Linked DNA regions of Homo sapiens: regions 2, 3 and 4 are each linked to region 1. Evidence: chromatin contacts called from ENCODE Hi-C or POLR2A ChIA-PET data. All regions are on one chromosome and are shown on one strand. Each heading gives the region's core, a stretch centred on a gene start or an enhancer-like site at or near the end of the contact. The rest is flanking DNA. Distances are from core to core; before and after follow the strand shown.

Region 1 (2,720 bases), core at 210-2,709:
CTTGGTGATTTACAGGTGGATTGAGATTTACTGATCAACTAGTTCAGGGTCACCATATCCCTGGAAACACTGCAGTGGGGTCCTCAAACATTTATATAAATAACCAGGGGACTTCCATCATCAAATACAATAACAGCATCTCAGGCAACCTAAATTCACATTCTTGGAAGGATTACCACAGCATTTTAGGAACTTCTGACCAACTGTGACAATTCTATTCTTTCAGTCCTCAAGGGGATTCTAAAAAACTAGTGACAAAGTAGGGAAGCAGCTGAGCTGGAAAGGAGTTCTGAGGACGATGGAACCTTGGGTAAGGAGGAAGAAGGCTGCCCACCCGCCCTTTTCTGGCAGCCACCCTCCCTCACACTGTCCGTTCCTTGATGACACAGCTGATGTGATTAAGATCGTCCCCAAATCGCTTCACAGCAGCCCTCAGCATCTCTATTTCCGTCTCCGTCCACTTCGCACTGTCAGAAGGGGAGAGGGGGGATAGCAAAAATGGGAGGGGGGGTGTGGAGCCCGCCCACAGGCTATGCATCCCACAGCCAACCAGCCGCCTCCTTCCGATTTCTGGGACCCCTTCCACGGATGCATAAAGAGGTCCTCCGTAAGGGGAGGCGGAAAGCTCTTGAGGCCCTGCGGGAACCGGGAGGACCCCAATCACAAGAAATCACAACCACCTCCACCTTAGACACCCCTTTCCACCATCAACGTTAAACGGCTGCTGTACACAGCACACTGAAACCAACTCGCCAGGAAGGGCTTTTCAAAACAGACCCACCAACACAGCCTGCAGCCGTCTGGGGGAATTCCATGAACTGGGGTGGTTGGGAGTGGCGGTGGTTTGTGGTCGACCCGTTCGCAGCAGGGAGAACTGTGAAACAGGAGTCTGGGCTATGGGCCTGTCTGTATTTTTATCTGTCATTCATTCCCTCACCCAACGATCATTTATTAACACCGACTCTGTGCTGTGCCACGCACAAAGGGAAACTAATGTCTGTCCCTGTGCTAGAGAGGGTCCGTGTCTGTGACCGAGTCCAAGCGCCCGCTCTCAGCGTCCACGTCCCAGTCCGGGCTCACGTACCCCGCAGGAGAAGAGTCGGCCACGGGATGCAGCTGCATCGTCAGCTCCCCGAGCTTCGTGAAGGCGGCGCCGGCCGCCGAGAAGATCTCTCCGACCTGGGGGCGGGGCAGCGTCACGGGGGGCCGGCGCCCGCCCTCCCCGTCCCGCCCGGAGCCCCTAGCCCCACCCCAGGCTCGGCTCCCGCCCGCCCCCCGCCCGGGGCGGAAGAGCCGCGAGCCAAGTGGGGGGCCCGCCCTCCCGTGGCCGCCAGGGAGCGCTGTCCGCGAGGGAGGTCGAACCTTTGTGGACGCTGACGTCATGGCCCCGCGCGCCTCCTCACGGAGACGCCGCCGCCGCCGCTACACGCGAGCCGGGACCACGGAGAGCAGGGAGACTGAGCGGCTCGGGCCCCCGCGCAGGAAGTCCCGCCCTCCCCGCAGCGGATAGGCTCAACCCGGCGGCTCCCCGCCCCATCAGACGCAGTCGCTTAGACCGCTCGGCGCGCCCAGTCGATGGGGAAAGCCTTCGCCTCACTTCCGCGCCACACTTCGCTCCACTTCCGCTCAGACATCGGGACTTTCCAGGCAGAGGCCGACCTCTAGTCTCAGCCCCGTGCTCGCCCCCACTCAAGCACAGACACAGGGCTGAAGAGAGCAGATTCTCTTTATTGAGATACGGGACACAGCGAAGGGTGGAGAAACGGAACAGCCCCCCAGCCTCAGCCCTCTCCACGGGGGCCGGATGCCAGAGATGGGAGAAGGGATTCAGTCTCTCGCCCGGGAAACCCAGTCCCGCAGAGGGCGCCGGCAAGGGTGGGACGCGACCTGGGTGACACGGTGCAGGGAGTCTTTAAATAGAGGAGGGGCTGGAGCGGGGAAACGCGCCGGGGCCCTAGCGCACCATGTATTCCTTGCGCTTATTGAGCCGAACTTGGCAGAAAGAGAAGCCTCCGAGGAGGAGGTAAAGGCCTGCAGCGATGAAACAGTTGTAGCTGACTTGCTCGTAAAGGTTGTATATGTTCTGGGGGCCATTCCTGGGGGTGGGAATGAAGCAAAGGGGTCAAACTTTAATAGGAGCCAACATTTTCTGAGCACTATGTGCCCGACACCTGTTTAGGCGCTGTTACGTGTATTACTTTATTCAATCTTCTTGACCATCCTATGGGGTGAGATCTGTCATAGCCATTTTGCAGAGGTGGACTGAGAAGCACAGAAAAGTAAAATACCTAAAGAGGTCACACCTAAGGTGGTGGGTTTGGGATGGCCGCTGAGGTCTGACTCCCTGGCTCCTAACCACATTCTCAAGAAAGCCGCTCTCCTCTCCAAGTCCTCTAACCTAGGGGCCCTAAGCACCGGGCCTCCCAGACGTAATTCTGACCCTAGGCCTCGCCACCTCCCACCTGCTCCCAGCCCGCCTCCCCCACCCGAATACTTACTCAAAATCTTTCTCCGTGAAGGGAACGTCCTCAATCAACACAGCGGAATGGACATTGAAAAATATTCCGAGCATTATCTGGAAAAGGGGAATGGGTAGACTGTTGAATTCAGGCACCTGACCTCATGTTCACTTCGTAAACCCCTCCCATTTCCAATGTTGCTACAACACCCGAGCCTGAGATTAACCAAAACGAGGTGGTGGTTACTGGATTCGGACTCAG
Region 2 (2,990 bases), core at 143-2,642, 4.6 Mb after region 1:
CAGAACTGGCTTCAGAGTCGTCCCTGGGGTCAGGGAAGAGTGCCCCCGCTTCGGGAGAGAGGAGCAGGTGGAATACGGAACGACCTTAGGCGAGTCCTTGGCCGTCACGGCCTCAGTTTCCTTATGTGTGAAGTGAGAGGATTTAAGGGCAGCCGGCCTCAAAGAGCTAACTCTCCGATTGCACCCGAGCTCCCCTAAACACTCGAGCCCGGAAGACGCGGGCGGGCGGGCGGGCGACGGGGGGTCCCTCCCTCTGGGGAGCGCGGTTCCAGCCGGCCGCAGCGGACCCCGCCCCCGCGCCCCGCCCACCGCCGGTCGCCAGGCGCGGGGAGGGCCGGGCTTCCGCCCTCCACGTTGTTGTTCCCGATTTGGGCCACGCCCCCCGGTCTGGGCTGCGGGCGCTTCGTGTTCCCCGCCCTGGCCCCGGCCCCAGAGGAAAGGGTGGCCCATGGGGTGGCACAGTCCGTATCTCCACCCACATCGAATACGCGTGGACAAAGACTGGAGTTCAGGGGAAGGAAAGATAAAGGCCTGGTTTTAAATGGAAGGTGGTGAAAAGGAATGGAGAGGCCAGGGCACGACTGCGGGATTCCCCTTACGGCATCCCACCCTGGGTTCGCCCAGTGGCCCCATCCGCACCCGCGAATGTGACCTGCAGACACTGGCCCTTTAAACCGAAGGCTGGCGGCGCGGGGTGTCCATGTGGAGCTGCTCCATGCCGTGTTGTCCTGCCCGCCCATTGGCTCGCGGCCCGGTGACGTCCCCTAATAGGATGCGAACGCACTGCGGGGGGAGGAACGGAGACAAAACGCGGAGCCGGACTGCCGCTCCGCTCCCTCCGCTGGTTCTCTTGACAGTCTCCAGTCGCCGGCAGCTCCGCCCAGGGGCGGATCCCGGGGGAATTGCGACAGCCCGGCGATTGCGGGATTTAGGTCGCGAGTGGGTGGAGCGTGGAGACCCAGGGTCAGGCCAGTCTCTGCCATTCCCAAGGTTTCCCTGACCCGGAATATCCTGGTTGGAACTCTGTTAAATCTTGAATTGTTCACCCTACCCTCCCTCCAGCAGGACAGATTTCGTCGTGAACGACCCAAACGCACCGCCCCGGCCCAACTTGTGGCTTGCAGCCGGGGCGGGGCCAGCAGGAAAGCGGAACCGCGGCGCGCACACCCCGCTCGGACCTCTCCCTCCCTGCCCGGGCCACGTGTGCGCGCGCCGGATCCGGGGGGCGGGGCCAGCAGCGCAGGACCCGCCCCTCCCTTCGCGAGACGCCGCGGCCCTGCGGGCGGGGGCTCCGGTCCGGGCTTTGGCTGTGGCCCCGGTGTAGTAGCGGGGGCGGCGGCCGGGGGCAGCGCGGCTCCTTCCCTTGTTGTGTGTGTCGGTGCCTCCTCGCCATCTTGTTGCAAAGCCCTTTCTTGTCGGCGGGACTCCCGGGGGCCGCGGGGCGGGAGGCATCGGAAGGGAGGTAGAGAGGGAGGGGAAGAAGGGAGGCAGTGCCGCCTTTTTTTTTTTTTTGCATCCCATTTTTTTAAATTTGCAATTTTATATTTTGCAAATATTTTGAGAGACATTGATTTTTCTCCCCGTGCTCCCCCGTTCTTCCCTGCGGAGTGCGCTGCGCCGCCCAGCCCTGTCGCCCCCCGGAGGTGATCCCTCCCTCCTGCCTGCCCGCCAGCCTGACCTGTGCCCGGCTCGCGGGCCGCAGCCTCGGCCCCGGCGCGCCCCCGGCAGCTCTCGGCGCGATGAGCATAGAGACGCTACTGGAGGCGGCCCGCTTCCTGGAATGGCAAGCGCAGCAACAACAGAGAGCACGTGGTGAGCGGCCGGGCTGGGCCCCTGGGGCACTGGGGAAGGGGAAGCGAGTGACCCCGGTCCCCGAACCCACGCGAAACCGCGGACAGGGCCCCCTCCCGGGCGGCCTGCGGAGCCTGGCAGCGCACGGCTCCCCGCGAGAGCCGCCGCCTGGGGAGGGGTGATGTGGGCAGTGAAATTAATTAATGAATTCATTAACATGCTGCGAGGGACCTGGCTCCTGCGGGCGCCACCCCGGCTGCGTGGCACCCCTGTGCCCCTTCTGTGGTGGGCTGCTTTTGCGTGGGCCAGCGGAGCCCTCGGTGGCACTGAGGATGTGTGAGCCGGGGGGTGGGGTGAGGAATGGTGTTGCGTGGGGGTGGCAGGCTCGCGTGTGCGTGCGTGTGTGCACGGGGGATGTGTGATGTGAGCCTCGGGAAGAGCAGATGAACGGACGTGTACACGGGCGTGTGTATAGCACACGAGTGGGCGTGTGTGTAACGGAGTGGGGGTGGGGACTACTCTACGCGGAGCAGCTCTTCGGCTTCCCTGGCCCCGTGGGGAGGGTGCGGGGGGCGCTCCCGGCAGATCTACGCGCCGCTTGGGGCGGAGGCGGCCTTTGCAGAATGAAATGACATCGCGTGTCTTATGATCCTGGCCAGCCCCGCCTGACCCCGCCTCCCAGAGCTGGGCTGGGCTGCGCGTCCGGGGTTTGGGTGAAAGCCGGGCTAATTGGGCGTTTGCGAAATGGCCCGCGGGTCGCTGGGGGTCAGCCCCCGGGCCCCCCTCGCTGCGCCCCGCTTTAGCCAGTGTGGAATGTGGCGTGTCTGCGCGTTCCAAACCCGCTCTCGCCTGGAATGTTGCGTGTGCCTGCGTTCCGAGCCCGTTGGTTACACCGGGTGGTGACGTGGACGGGCTCCGCCCCCGACCACGTGCACCGGGGACACTCCTGCTGGGGACGGCGCGGCCCGGCCCCTCCTCACCGCCTCGCGCTCGGCCGGGGGCGGGGCCTGGGCGGGGCTGGCAAGGGGCCTTGCGCTGGGTTGGGCCTGGGCCCGGGCCCCGGCCTCTGGGCACCTCCCAGGGAGAGCCTTTGCCCTGCGAGGGAGGAGCCGAGCTCACCTGTCGGCTCTGGCCCCTAACCTCCTGTGTTTGATCCCGAGGCAAGGGAAACCCTCAGAATCGCAGGGCGACGAGACATT
Region 3 (2,848 bases), core at 213-2,712, 3.2 Mb after region 1:
TCTGTCTTGTGTTTATCCTGTGGTTTAGCCCAAATTTAAGAAAAACTGTGATGTACTGCACCCCTTCTGTTGGACCCTGTATCTACATATAAATTATCACATTTAACCCTCACAACCTCCTTTGTAGGTAGGTAATGGTCCATTTTACTGATGAAGGAACTGAGACTCCAAAGTGCTAAGCAGCTTGCCTAAGGTCACACATGGTGGATGGGGCCCGGCCAGCCAGCTCGAAACCCAGGTGTGTCTGATGCTGACCATGCTCTTCCTTGGTTTATCATTATTTGCTCCTCCATGGTCAGAGCTGGTAGGGCCTCAGGGCCTCAGAGACTGTAGGGTCTCACCTATGCCCTCCTCAGATGGGAAAACAGACCCAAAAACCTGTCCAAGGTTACCCAGGGAGGAAGATGCAAAATCAGGACTCAGGCCGGGCGCGGTGGCTCATGCCTGTAATCCCAAGACTTTGGGAGGCCGAGGCGGGTGGATCGCTTGAGGTTAGGAATTCGAGACCAGCTTAGTCAACATGGTGAAACCCTGTCTCTACAAAAAAAAAAAAAAAAAAGAAAGAAAGAAAGAAAGAGGAGAGGGAGGAAGGAAGGAAAAGAGAAAGAAAGAAAAGAAGAAAGAAAGGAAGGAAGAAAGGAATAAAGAAAGAAAGAAAGAAAGAAAAAGAAAATCAGGACTCAGAACAGCAGCTGATCAGTGACACCCTCGGGACGCGTAGACAACCCCTCTCCCCCACCAGGCTCTCGTTAGAAATATCCGCCGGAAACTATGCTCACAGGTCTACAGTGGATGGCACCCTCAGGAGTCAGGAAATCGGCGTCCAAGTTCTGGCCTTTGGGCAGGTCTCTCCCTCTTGGAGTCTCAATTTTTGTGTATGTAACATGGGCCAATTTTGGGGAGACTTTTAAGAGACAAAGACTGGCAAGGCAAGTAACTTTATAAACCTACAGATTGTCCAGAGGTGATATATCAAGGCTCATTGTAAACTCTGGAAGACTTAGATCCAGCTTTTATCCCTTAAATGGCGTCACCTTGGGTCAATTTCTATGCCTCAGTTTCCTCATATATGAAATGGGGGTCAAAATAGGATCTACTTCATAGAGTTGTTCTAAGGGTTCGAGCGCTTGGAAGTGTCTGGCCCATAGTGATCACTCAGGAAAGTTGGCTTTTAGTACAGCTTTAGCCTCAAGGCGTAGCTACATTGTAACCCTTGACTACCCCGGTCTCCTCCAAGCTCCGTAGTTCCCGCAGGCCCCGCCCCCGTCCCCGCTCAGTCCCGCCTTCTCCTCCCCAGGTCCCGCCCGCGCAGCCGGCCCGGTTTTCTCCCGCCACCAGGGGGCGGCGGCGCTAAGGGCGGCCTTCTGGGCCGAAGCCGGCGACGCTCTAGGTAGCTGCGGCGGCTCCTCTGTGGCCAGTGGCAGCGGCGCTCTAGCCGGCGGCCGTGAGGGGCGGGCTCTCAGTGGTGCGGCCGGCAGGCAGCGATGGCGGCCGTACGGGGCCTGCGGGTGTCGGTGAAGGCGGAGGCCCCGGCGGGGCCGGCCCTGGGGCTCCCGTCCCCTGAGGCGGAGTCCGGTGTTGACCGTGGCGAGCCGGAGCCCATGGAGGTGGAGGAGGGCGAGCTGGAAATCGTGCCTGTGCGGCGCTCGCTCAAGGAACTGATCCCGGTACGGGCGGGGGTCGGGGGGTAAGGAAGAGGTCGCGGGGCTAGTGTCTAGCGCCGGAGGGGGCCGGAAGGGGCGGTGGCCGGAGCCCCAGCCGGGGAAGTCAAGGGAGCGGGAGAGGAGGGAGCCAGCGTCCTGGGAACGGGAACGCCGGGCTGGAGGAGGGACGCGGAGCGGGAGAAAGGACGCCGGGGCGCCGGAAATGGGTGTTGAGGGGGCTGGGGGGTGGTGGCGGAGAGCTGGGAGGGAGTTGAGGACCCCCCTCCGCTGCCCCCTCTGAGCCGCGCTGTGCAAGGAGGTGAGTGAGGAGGGGCTGGAAGGATGAGATAAAGGGGGAGCCCTGGGCGGGAACAGAACCAGGGGCAGCCCAGAAGGAGCTGTTGGGTGGCGCCAGCAACCAGGTCTCCTTGTGGGTCTTGCCCCGGAGGAATTTGTATCTGGGAAACATGGCACTCGCTCTTTGTCTTGAGAGGGCTGCACTTGTCAGCAGCAGAAACTCACTGTTTCTGTCGTGACTTCGGGGTCATCTTGCCCCCCCCGCAGCTCCAGTGACACCTACACCGTGGCCCCAGCATCTGACTCTTAATGAAAGCAAACTAGCAGACGACCAATAGACATCCTTGGTCCCTCCTTTACCGCGCTGGGGATGGTGAGAGGTGTTTTGCTTGTGACTTGGTGGCTGTATATCCAGTTCTCAGAGCTGGTTTCAGGCCTGGATGACTCCTCTTAATTTCTCACCTAACATGAATTACTTTTGACCACATGTCAACATATTTAGACTGAAGTTATGGAGAAAGGTTAAAGTATGATCGCTAGAGATGGCAAACGTTATAATTATGATTAACAACAGCTAATATAGTAGCATTTACCATTCACTATATTGTGTCACTTAAATATACTGGCCGTGCACGCCTTTAGTGCCAGCTATTCAGGAGTCTAAGTTCCAGACCAGCCTCAGCAATATAGCAAGACCCCTTTGAGGTCCCCCCTTTCCCCTCTCCCCATCTCAAAAACAAAACCAAAATAAATAAATATTACTGCAGTTGTGAAGCAGGTGTTATCATCCCTTTAGTCATTCAGTTCAACATGGTTTTTGTTTTGTTTTGTTTTGAGACGGAGTTCGCTCTTGTTGCCCAGGCTGGAACGCAATGGCGCGATCTCGGCTCACCGCAACTTCCGCCTCC
Region 4 (2,837 bases), core at 60-2,559, 3.4 Mb after region 1:
GGAGGCGGAGGTTGCAGTGAGCCGAGATCGCGCCACTGCACTCCAGCCTGGGTGACAGAGGCTGCAGACTCCATCTCAAAAAAAAAAAAAAAATTGGCTTGGGGTGGTAGTGAAGAAATCTAGCTATTACAATGGTTTGTGGCCACAGAAACAAATACACAGCGTACTAGTGGTATTAAATTTTATGGGAAGGGGGTAGGTAGGAATAACGAGGTTGAGAAACAAGGATATAAAGTGGTTACCTCTGTTGCTTAGGGCGCCTAGCGAGCTCTCACAAAACACAGTAATCCTCAATGTTACTGGAAGAGGCAGAGCTCAGGAGTCCTCCCTTCGCCCAGTGTGAAAACCCGGAGGGGAGGATGGGGTCTCGTGCTGCTCAGTCCCCCGGAGCCCCGCACTCCGCACGTCAACCGGCGCTCTCGCAAAGGTTCTCTCAGCGTCTCCAAAGCAATCTGCAAATTCCCCAACCGAGACCCAGGCGGCAACTGAGCAGAAGGTAAGGGGCTGGGAACGGCACCCACCCCGGCAGCCCGCTGCCCCTGCCTCGGCTGACCACCGCTCGGGCCCTTCCACCCGGGGGTTGTCCCGTGTCGCGAGGCCAGCACTGGTGGCGGGGAAAGGAGCCCGCCGCGGCTGAGGGCGCTGGACCCCCGGCAGGCTGCCCCGCTGACCTGCTGTGCCTCAAGGGGTCCGCCTGGGAAACAGGGGAGGCCGCGTCCGCTCTCACCTGAGCGCCCCCAGGCTCGAGGAACCGCCCTCACGGGACGCATGAGCCTCGCCAGGTGCCGGTCAGGAATGCACCGCGTTCCCCTGCCCGGCTAGACTTTGGGAGAGGCGGGTCCGCTGTCACCTGACCTCCGCCACCTGACTCGTGGGGCCGGATCTCGGCGAGATGAGCTCTGGGAGTTGTAGTTTCCGCGCGTCTTAGACGGACAGAGCGCAGCTGGGTCGGGCCGGGGCGCAGAGATCGGGGCTCCGGCGTGAGGGAAGATGAGGTCCGCTGCCAGGGACACAGAGACTCTTGGAGCCGCCAGCGCCTCCCGGCTCCTTTCGTGAGCGAAGCTCAGACCGCCCTCCATTGGGCGGAAATCAGAGCCCGTGGGGCGGGGCCCCCTTTAGGTCCCGCCTTCCGCCGCCTCTCCGCCTATAGCCGGGGCCCGCCGAGAGGTTGCGTGGAAGCTCGCCTTCCCCGGCCAGTGGGAAGACGAGAAGCCTCCATGTTGGGTGTGGCTGAAAGATTGGCAGGCGACTCCCCGCCCCTGCCCCGCCCCCCTGGGCGAAGAGCGCGGACTTGTGGGGCCGCTGGCTGCAGACTGGAGCTGCGCGGGTCAGGGAGATAATGGCTGCGCGGCCGATCACCCTCGGCATTGACCTGGGCACCACATCTGTGAAGGCAGCTCTGCTGAGGGCCGCGCCCGACGACCCATCCGGGTTCGCAGTGCTGGCGAGCTGTGCCCGTGCTGCGCGGGCAGAGGCGGCGGTCGAGAGCGCGGTGGCCGGGCCCCAGGTGAGTTGGACCCCCGGGGCCGCGCCGCCTCCAGGAGCCTCCTGACCACCCTTTTCCACCCCAGGAGGCCTCCCTGACAGCCCTTCCCGCAATGAAGTCTCTATTCCAGCTTGTCCCCAGCTTCTCCAGGGGCCCGTCTGCCTGCAGCAGCTGTGCTCATGATCCCTTAGGTCTGGTCCCAGAATCCTTCCCACCTGCTGGGACCGATTCCCCCCCGCCCCCTCCCCGACTCTCTGGCTTCTTCTGGGGGCCTTGCGCTTGGCGCTGGATCCCTGTGCTCTCTGTCCCCTGACCTTGGAGGAACTGATCTCTTGTGTGTATGGAATGACCACAGGCCTCCCTTTCACTCTTGCTGCTCTCCGCTCCTCACACCTGCCCTGTGACCTCAAGTTCAGGATTCAGTTTGTTGCCCAGGGCAGAGTCTGGGTTTTCCTCCGGAAATCAGATGTCAAATCAGGCCTAACTGGCTCCTGGCTCATTCCACAGAAGCAGAATGCGGACCAAGAAACCTTTGGTCAGCCGGGCGCGGTGGCTCACGCCTGTAATCCCAGCGCTTTGGGAGGCCGAGGCGGGCGGATCACGAGGTCAGGAGATCGAGACCATCCTGGCTAACACGGTGAAACCCCGTCTGTACTAAAAATACAAAAAATTAGCGGGGCGTGGTGGCGGGCGCCTGTAGTCCCAGCTACTCGGGAGGCTGAGGCAGGAGAATGGCGCGAACCCGGGAGGCGGAGCTTGCAGTGAGTCGAGATCGCTCCGTTGCACTCCAGCCTGGGTGACAGAGCGAGACTCCTTCCCTTCCTTCCCTTCCTTCCTTCCTTCCTTCCTTCCTTCCTTCCTTCCTTCCTTCCTTCCTTCATTCTTTCCTTTCTTTCTCTTTCTTACCAAGTCTCGCTCTGTTGCCCAGGCTGGAGTACAGTGGCGTGATCTGGGCTCACTGCAACCTCCGCCAACTGGATTCAAGTGATTCTCCTGCTTCAGCCTCCCGAGTAGCTGGGACTACAGGTGTGAGCCACCGCGCCCGGCTACTTTTTGTATTTTTAGTAGAGACAGGGTTTCGCCATGTTCGCCAGACTGGTCTTGAACTCCTGACCTCAAGTGATCTGCCCACTTCAGCCTCCCAAAGTGCTAGGATTACAGTTGTGAGTCACTGCGCCTGGCCCAGCTTTGTTTTTCACAAGCTCTTGCCACATACATGGACACGGTTGTTTAGGGTTCAGAGCCCATTTGGCTCAGAAGCATTTCTGAGGATAGGGATTTCAGGAGCACTTTGTATCTACATAGAAGCTTTCAAGATTAGTTTGGTTGGGACATTAGGGCATATTAAAAG

The links. A loop is a pair of places that touch in the nucleus more often than their neighbours do. ChIA-PET counts read pairs that join two places held with the same protein, here RNA polymerase II (POLR2A). Pooled maps may share reads with other maps.
Region 2: a loop to region 1 is called in a map with no recorded cell type, with 21 times the contacts of the local background. The contact joins the promoter of MNT here to the promoter of BACC1 in region 1. A Hi-C loop is called at or near these places in 4 of 37 single-sample maps with no recorded cell type and 13 of 50 pooled maps.
Region 3: a loop to region 1 is called in a map of ascending aorta, with 6 times the contacts of the local background. The contact joins the promoter of NCBP3 here to the promoter of BACC1 in region 1. A Hi-C loop is called at or near these places in 1 of 168 maps with a recorded cell type or tissue (ascending aorta) and 8 of 50 pooled maps. POLR2A ChIA-PET finds 5 or more read pairs at or near these places in 1 of 52 experiments (Panc1).
Region 4: a loop to region 1 is called in a map of ascending aorta, with 6 times the contacts of the local background. The contact joins the promoter of SHPK here to the promoter of BACC1 in region 1. A Hi-C loop is called at or near these places in 1 of 168 maps with a recorded cell type or tissue (ascending aorta) and 9 of 50 pooled maps. POLR2A ChIA-PET finds 5 or more read pairs at or near these places in 1 of 52 experiments (BJ).

What each region holds. Positions count from the first base shown.
Region 1 is chr17:7,013,521-7,016,240 of GRCh38, reverse strand. BACC1 (BPTF associated chromatin complex component 1) reads right to left here and starts at 1,459. Exons shown (of 6, transcript NM_174893.4): 1 at 1,363-1,459; 2 at 1,085-1,179; 3 at 366-467. The coding sequence starts at 1,383. RNASEK (ribonuclease K) reads right to left here. Exons shown (of 3, transcript NM_001004333.5): 2 at 2,499-2,575; 3 at 1,709-2,096. The coding sequence ends at 1,955. It overlaps RNASEK-C17orf49 (RNASEK-C17orf49 readthrough), which reads right to left. Exons shown (of 8, transcript NR_037717.1): 2 at 2,499-2,575; 3 at 1,363-2,096; 4 at 1,085-1,179; 5 at 366-467. MIR497HG (mir-497-195 cluster host gene) reads left to right here. Exons shown (of 3, transcript NR_038310.1): 3 at 227-423. RefSeq lists enhancers at 1-233, 646-1,146, 1,617-1,746, 1,497-1,997 and a silencer at 1,077-1,526.
Region 2 is chr17:2,399,462-2,402,451 of GRCh38, reverse strand. MNT (MAX network transcriptional repressor) reads left to right here and starts at 1,392. Exons shown (of 6, transcript NM_020310.3): 1 at 1,392-1,812. The coding sequence starts at 1,740. RefSeq lists enhancers at 1-425, 797-846, 2,137-2,707, 2,708-2,990 and silencers at 147-466, 1,117-1,426, 1,617-1,696, 1,847-1,906, 2,427-2,916.
Region 3 is chr17:3,844,860-3,847,707 of GRCh38, reverse strand. NCBP3 (nuclear cap binding subunit 3) reads left to right here and starts at 1,462. Exons shown (of 13, transcript NM_001114118.3): 1 at 1,462-1,667. The coding sequence starts at 1,485. RefSeq lists silencers at 1,174-1,293, 1,474-1,763.
Region 4 is chr17:3,634,722-3,637,558 of GRCh38, reverse strand. It overlaps SHPK (sedoheptulokinase), which reads left to right and starts at 1,309. Exons shown (of 7, transcript NM_013276.4): 1 at 1,309-1,507. The coding sequence starts at 1,340. CTNS (cystinosin, lysosomal cystine transporter) reads right to left here and starts at 799. Exons shown (of 12, transcript NM_004937.3): 1 at 728-799; 2 at 243-452. RefSeq lists silencers at 434-523, 1,534-1,593 and an enhancer at 804-1,053.